Linked DNA regions of Homo sapiens: region 1 is linked to region 2. The links are chromatin contacts, found by Hi-C or POLR2A ChIA-PET in ENCODE. All regions are on one chromosome and are shown on one strand. The core of a region is the stretch at or near the end of the contact, and the rest is flanking DNA. Distances in the headings are between cores, read along the strand shown. Region 1 overlaps LOC102724146 (a long non-coding RNA gene). Region 2 holds the start of EPS8 (EGFR pathway substrate 8, signaling adaptor).

The links. Hi-C counts contacts between places; a loop is a spot of excess contacts on that map. ChIA-PET counts read pairs that join two places held with the same protein, here RNA polymerase II (POLR2A). Pooled maps may share reads with other maps.
Region 1: a map of mammary epithelial cell shows a loop between it and region 2 (2.0-fold over the local background). The contact joins the enhancer-like site here to the promoter of EPS8 in region 2. A Hi-C loop is called at or near these places in 18 of 168 maps with a recorded cell type or tissue (Calu3, HepG2, PC-9 and 10 more) and 11 of 50 pooled maps. POLR2A ChIA-PET finds 5 or more read pairs at or near these places in 15 of 52 experiments (A549, AG04449, AG04450 and 12 more).

What each region holds. Positions count from the first base shown.
Region 1 is chr12:15,829,171-15,833,075 of GRCh38, forward strand. All of the region lies in intron 4 of LOC102724146 (a long non-coding RNA gene), which reads right to left. Among named protein-coding and RNA genes, the nearest start is that of EPS8, 42 kb to the left of the region's middle. Within about 2 kb of position 1,600, at least 2 of the 41 ENCODE cell types and tissues checked have a DNase peak (open chromatin) inside an H3K27ac peak, as active enhancers do; they include ascending aorta, where a contact is called at or near this core.
Region 2 is chr12:15,787,274-15,791,046 of GRCh38, forward strand. EPS8 (EGFR pathway substrate 8, signaling adaptor) reads right to left here and starts at 2,115. Exons shown (of 21, transcript NM_004447.6): 1 at 1,888-2,115. RefSeq lists silencers at 1,183-1,262, 1,593-1,712, 1,973-2,322.

The DNA of each region.
Region 1 (3,905 bases), core at 350-2,849, 41 kb after region 2:
TTGTAATATATAATGACATAATTATACAACTCACCATAAGGCACAATCAGTTGGAGCCCTGGACTTGTTTTCCTGCAACTAGACAGTCCCATTTGGGGGTGATGGGAGACAGTGACAGATCATCAGGCATTCGATTCTCATAAGAAGCTTGCATCCTAGATCCTAGATCCCTCCCATGCAGAATTCACAATAGAATTCGCACTCCAATGGGAATCTAATGCTAGGGCTCATCTGACAGGAGGTGGAGCTCAGGTGGTAATGGGAGGTATGGGGAGCAGCTGTAAAAACAAATGAAGCTTCACTCACTCACTCACTGCTCACCTCCTGCTGTGTGGCCCAGTTCCTACCAGACCACAGACCGGTACCAATCTGTGGCCTAGGGCTTGGGGACCCCTGATATAGGGGATCTTGTCCTAAACTGTGAGTCAGGTCTAGTCTATTTCTGCTGTTAATTAGCTTATGACCTTAGGCAACCTCTCTGCTAAATTTCCTTGCTCTCCACCCCAATACACACACACACACACACACACACGTGTGCACACACACACAAACACACATACACACCAGACACCAGAAATTGAGTAAGTTGACTAAGATGATTATTACATTTCTTTCTAGTTCTTGTTAGTACCATTTTGCAGTCTGTTTCTTGCTTCCTCACATCTTCTATACATCAATCCAGAATTATTCTTAAAACCTGTTTGGTATAAATTAAATTCTTATGTAGAAGCATGCATTGACTTTTCACTGCTTAGGGATTAAATAAGGCCCTATTAGAGACCTTTAACCACCTGCCCACTGCCCCATCTCTCTGCCACAGTTTTTCTTTTCCAGAGTTCACTACTCACTGCAGCAAAACAGGTCTCATTCATTCCTGAGACATGATCTGTTCAGGCTCTTCCTCCTTCCTGAAATACCCATCGCATTTATATCTAGTTATCAGAGTCCTGCTCTTTCTGTAAAAGGCCCAGCAACTACCACTCCCCTGGGACTGTTCCTCCCCCACAATTGCTGCCTACACTGTGTTTCTCAAACCAAATTATCATGAGAACTTATAAATGATCTAAGTTTTCCAACTCAACACTGAAGATTGAGGATTGTAGAGAGACGATAGAAGAGGGATAAAAGAAAAGAGAAACTAGTTCAAAAGAGTAAGGCTTTGCCTTTCAAGTCTCCGGAAGGAGTGGGGGAACAAATGTGTTTGGAACTGATCTAATATGACTTGCATTATTATTTCTTTGCCAGTATGTCTTGTCTCCCAAGGTATAACTCCTTAGTGACAGAGTCATTTCTAATATTTCTTTTTATCCTTGTCATTTTTTAAAAAAAGATGTCTTACCAACAAAAACTACTTACTTGTTTGCTCAGTGTTGTAATACAAAAATGATAATGACATTAATACACCAAATCCAGTTTTAGCTTCCACAATTCATGAGGATAAAAAATACATAATGAGCTCATCAACCAAGTATTTGTTAAATTCCTGCTTGTGTATAGTACATGTTAGCAAAATAATCCCCAGTACTGGACGGTGTGGACTCTCAATCCCCCTCATTCCTTGGCCTCTGAATCCCACGTTTTCAGCATGACTTTTTGGTAGGTGCCAAATATAACTCATAGTTCTCTAACCCCTCTTGAATTTCTCTGGTTTCTAGGAGGGAGTTCTCCTACCAGTGGTCCAAAGCCTACTTCATTGCAAGCTGTGTAGTCACAGCCATATTGCCAGGGCAGTCAGCTTCATCCAGTGGAGCAACATGGAGGCCTCGAATGAATACAAGATGTGGCTCATTGTCCAAAAACAAGGGCAATTTCTTAAGAAACTGGGCATCTTTATGAGAAATTTTTAGATTTCCTCAATTTAGTTAACCCATAATAGTACTTAGTCAGATTCTTTGCTTGAAACTTTCTGTCCAAACCATCTATTCAGCCAATATTTGCAGGTCTGACTAGAGCATTATCTTCATGGGGGCTCTCTCCAACTTTGCCATTTTATTCTAAAACCAGAAGGACTTCTGTATGATCGATTTACACTGCTATACTCCATGATGCTAATAGCTGAGTGGTCATGACGAAGGTGAGCTCTTGGCTCAAGTCTGGGGTGATAAGTTTAATCCAATGTGAACCTGAGTACTTGGTCTGAAATCCCAGACACTGTGTCAGCACATATCCGTCCTTGAGAATCTAACACAATACTATTTAAAAATTGTTTCATATAGCTAAGTATTTCACTTTTTCCTATTTGTTCTCTTTCTAGTCAGCTCTCTTCCAGGTTTTTTGTTTCTTTTGTTTCCCACACTTAAGTTCATTTCTACACACATATTGTACCAACTGTCAGTAGCATACAAATGCCTCCTTCTTTGGCTTGTCAGTGACATAAATTTTCTCTAATATAACCTGACAAGGGCGTTGTAGTAGAAATGTCATTTATTTCTCTCATTTAGTCATAGATTTTAAGTCTCTTTCAAAGACTCTGTATCTTTCTCATAGAAATTCCTTTGCCTATACAATATTTTTCTTTCCCACACAGAACATATATTTATATGTGACATAATGAAGCTGGCAAGGAAATGACTGTTTCAGCTTTTTAAAACCACAATAGTAGCTTGGAGCTAATATACAATGGGCTAGTTAGTTCCATCATACATACATACAGGTACATGTATTACACTACCATCTTTAAACCATGAATCATATACATTCTCATTCATATACACAGCCATGCATATAAATTAACTGTTGCTGCACAGCCACAATCTCTCACATTTCCATTTTCTTCCAATCTTTCTCCGTCTCTTCTACTTCTTAACTATGTTCATCATAACCAGGACTATGACATACTGGGTAAACTGGCTATCATGCCCAATATATCTGGAAAAACATTTAGACACACTGCTTTGCAGAATGAACACAGCTGGAATCCAGAGAACGGTGCAAATTTTTTTAAAAAAATTTCTATATTATATCATCTTACTTGAGGCTATAGAATAAGCCTTACATGGTCACCTTCAAGTCTTCTCTCTTCTAAGAATCCTCAATTCTTTTATTTTCTATCTTTCAGCAGTTGGTGCTAAAAATGGTGGGTTGCCACCACCCCATAACATGCTAGCTCTCTCTTGGGAGAGCACAGGTGAATTGAGGGCTCTTTACAATCCTTCACGGACATAGGCTTGGGCAGCTCAGAATCTTCAGAGTCAAGCAACTGTAAGACAAACGAACCTTTTTCTTTCTAATATTGGTCACCACTCATAGCAAAATTTCAATGCACGATCATGCTTTAAAGAACTAGACCTGATGATAGCAAGAAATTCTTTTCCCTTACACCTTAACTATTGCATTCACCCTCCTTTCCACTCCCTGCCCCACCCTCCTGGGACTATTGACTGGTGTTAATAATCCCAGAAGATTGTCTCCCTCATAGAAAGACTAACGCATACTTAACTTCATAGAAAGACAAGTAAAGTGATGTCCTTGGAATTTCTGCTTGAATTTGGTGCCCTGGACCCTCTTATTGAGAGATGAGATTCCAGGGTGAGAGTAACAGGCCAACTAGTCAAGAAAGAAAGCTATTTGTTTTTCTTTTGAACTATGAAAAGTCCCTGTTTGTGAGTGTATTTTAGAAAGAAGAAAGGAAGGATATGTCTGGAACTTTGTCCTGTTTTCTGCAACAAAATGTGAATGAATAGTTCAAAGAGTGAAAACTTTTAGTAATGCTTGATGATGTCTCTCAGGGATAAGCTGGATCCCCAATGTTTTGAAGATGCTTTGAGTCCAAAAATTGATAATCAGAAAACTACTTTGTGTTTGTTTAATGTATCCCTGTTCTGATTTCAATTAAACTCCACATTTTGTTTTACAACAATAGATGAAGAAGACAGTCCTCTTCTGCCACACACATGTAACATCTA
Region 2 (3,773 bases), core at 865-3,364:
GAATGTAATAAACACAAAGTAGAGAGTAGCAAGCCTATGCCATAGCATAGAAAAGAACTGGTATCTGAAAAGAATCAGTATTGATAAAACCTTGAAAGCAGGAAAAAGCTAGAAATAAAAACAAAATAAATCTTTAAGTTTGATCACAAACAAGCAAAATATTCAAAATTAGACATTAGGTTCCTGACAGGAAACAAAAGAAACATCACCCTATTAAGAGTGGGGCTACTAACAGTATAAGTTAAATTACACTTACTGGAAATTACTATATAATATTCAATGACATTGGGAAGTGAAAAAAATTACAAAGAGAATGCACCAAGTCTTGTAAACAGCGGTTATCTCAGAATAGTAGAATTAAAAGCAAATTATATTTTCCTTCTTTTTTTTCTGCTATAAAGTGAATGACTTGTGGTGCAATCTTACAAAGTCTCAATCTGTGTATTCTGCAATAAAGGCATTATATTATCACTATTGCATTTGTGATACATTCTACCTTACCCTTTATGTGACAATTCTATACTGTTTTAACTGTCAAATTGTAAGTAAAAGTGTGAATTCGTGACCAAAAATTTTCCACACCAGCAACTTAAGAACTACAGCAATATGTTTAGAAAACTGCGATCCCAAACAAAAAATCTATACTAGGTGAGACAGGATGACATTGACTTTAATTCCAATAGACTCACTACCACATGACGTCCATTACTAGTGCTCACTTTCCAGAACCCAAGGAGCTGTGGAAGAATGGAGTCCTTTCAATGAAAATAAACTAGAGGCAATACACAACACAGTTACTTTGAGGGGCTTTTTCAATATAAAGAAGATTGCCCGGAATCCTAACTCTCCTATTTCCCAAAAATGACAAAGCCAAAAAGTCACACTCTTCACACATCTGAAATCAAGTTTTACCTGAACTCATCCTAACATATTAGCTCTTTTACCTATTCCCCTTACTATCTAAGGCAAGAAACCTTGAAAAGAGAAGCAGTAACACATTTCACTGAAACATATTTTGTAAAGGAGGATTCTAATTCCTAATCCTTCACCGCTCTAGATGTCTGCGGATTTCAAATCCTAACCACGGCGTCCTGCCCCCCGCGAGATTCCAACAGTACTACGGGCCCTATGGGAGGAGGAGGATTTGAGAAACACTGCCGGAGAACGGTCGGTGCAAAGATTTTGCAAACAGGTAGTCCTAGGAAGGAAAGTAAGAGTGAGAACATCGGAGAGGGCAGGGAGTACATGGGTGGGGAAACCCCTTTCAAATGCATGAACTGACCACAACCGGAGAAAGGCCGTCTGTCTTCCCAAAAGTAAAATGGTGAGTAAAGTGGAGCAAGCTAAGAAAGTCAACAGCCATTAGGCATTGACAACGATTCCGAAACAATTAGCTATGTTAATTCGAGGGGGTAAACGGGGGTGGGACCCTGCCCTAAAGGGTCATTTTGAAAAGAACCCCTCCCCATTTGAGGCGGGTTGGCAGAGCAGCGCACAAATCCCAAGTCTAACGTAATAAGCCGAGATCGGGATACTCGGTCTGCAGTCGCCCCACGGACCAGATGAGCGCAGGTGTATCTGCGGAAGCTCAGGTTACCATGAATATCACTGGGCCACGGCGAACCCTCCCTGCCCAGCCTCCCGGAGCCCTGGGCGCGGGTCTGCACGGGCCCCACAGCTTGCCCGGACCCGGCGAGCGGACGCCTCCGGCCGCAGCGCCCTACCGCACCTGGCTGCCAACACCAGTTGAAAGCAGTCAAAGTGAAGGGAGGCGGACGCGGCTCCTGGCACCGCTCCGATTCCAGCACACAAAGGCGGATTTTTAAAATCGAGAAAGTCAAAGCCGCCGGACCCCGGGACCGGCGCCTTTCGCCAAGGGGCTCTTACCTCGGATCCGCCCTCGGGGCCACGGCTTTCCCCGGAGACGCCGCGAGCCCAGACGAGGTGGGAGGGGACCGGGAGAAAGCCCCCCAATCTGATTCGCGCCCAGCCAGTCGTCCGCGAGCCGCGGAGCCGCCTTCTGCACCCAGCTAAAGAGCAGCGATCTCCGAGGCGAGCACAGCGCCGGCCTCGCGCCGGGCGAGACCGCCTCGCTAGCTGCTGCCTGTGAAGTCTGGAGCCGCCCGCCCGCTCGCAGCCAGTGCCAACCGCGCGCCGCGCATGCCCAGTGCCCGCGCGAGGAACGAGCGAGCGGGCGGGCGGGCGAGTGCGCGCCCCGCAGCCAGGAGCGAAATCCGCTATCCGGGTCTTGCCGGCAGCCGAGCCGCAGAGTTCTGGTCGACTCCAGCGCTTGAGGCGAAGTGGCCGGTGAGGCCGGGTGGGCGGGAGAGGGACCGGAGGAAAGGAGACGGGGCGCTGCGCCAAGTTATCAAGGCCGCGATCAAAGTCGGACCAAGGCAGCGAGTCGACAGCAGGTTTCCAGAAGTGCCCTAACAGGACTGACTAGCAGCCAGGAGGCGCAGGAAGGGGCAAAGAGCGTGTGGAGAGCTTCGCCCCCGGCGAGGATGGACGCCCCGGGCGGAGGGAGCGCTCGGGTTGCAACACCCAGTCTGGCTGCACAGCTCGTAACCCCTGCCCTTTGGCGGCAAACAAGACGCATCTAATGACCAGCCAGCCTTCGTCTTCCTCCTCTGATCATCGGACCTATTTTCCCCCTTTTGTCGCTCTCCTCTTTTTTTGTCTCTCCAACCCATGCGGTAAACTGGTGGTGCCCAAGGCCCTCCATCGGGTCCCTGAGAGTCTCCCAACTGCCGGTCCTTAGCGCCAGCCTGCAAGCCCAGACCCGCCTCGCCAGGCTGCCTGTGAGCCTATTTTTCATGTAGCTCTTGCCAAAAGCCCTGATGTGGTTTGAAGTAGTGGAGGCTTCTTTCACTTTGTGCCTCTCGTACCTTAACCAACCCTCATAACCTCCTCTCTGAGTAGCTCATGGAGCCTCTAAAAGAGAAGTCCATGTTCTCATAGACATTGTGTTTTCTCACTCTTAAAACTCCTCATTGTCATAGCTACTCCCCCAATCCCCCCATGCTGTCCTAACTTCGAAGTCAGTTGACTTCCAGAAGTCCACGAAAGCCTATAAATTAAACTTGGTTAAAAGAGATTGGACTTGCTTGCTTTGTGAAGCAAATAAAAGCACAGTCAGGGAGAAACGACGTAACATGCCAAGGTGGACATTCAAACCATTCTAAAAGTTGGAATCGATATAACGGCTAAGTCCAGTCCCCTATTTTAAGTGGGAATACTCTCTCCAATATTTCCACCAGACCACTATCCACTTGAACATTTCCAATGTTGTAAATTTCTATTTTTATCATTACATATAACCATGATTATTTGTTGAATATTTACCTATGCCAGGAACTGAGCAACTTACACACATTATTCCTAGTCCTTAAAATGAGATGGGCCTTATTATACCTATTAAACACATTAGGAAAATGAAACCCAGAAGTTTCCTTCTTTTTGCCAAAGCCAATGCTGACGCCAGAATTAACAACCAGGTCTGCTTAACACTATAGCCTGTATCATTTATGAACATCAAATCAACTTCCCTGATACTACTGGTCTTGGTTCTGCCCCTAGGAACAACACAATATGAATCTCATTCTTTATAGACACTGCAAGCCTTGAAATAGTAGGGGCAACTATTAAGTAACCAACAGATCTAATACATTTCTTCAAAAATTCTCTTTTAAGTGTTTTTCAAATAGCAGTGAGCTGCCATAATCACACTATTCACCTTGCTTTGAATGTGTTTTGATTTTCATTCTCCTCTC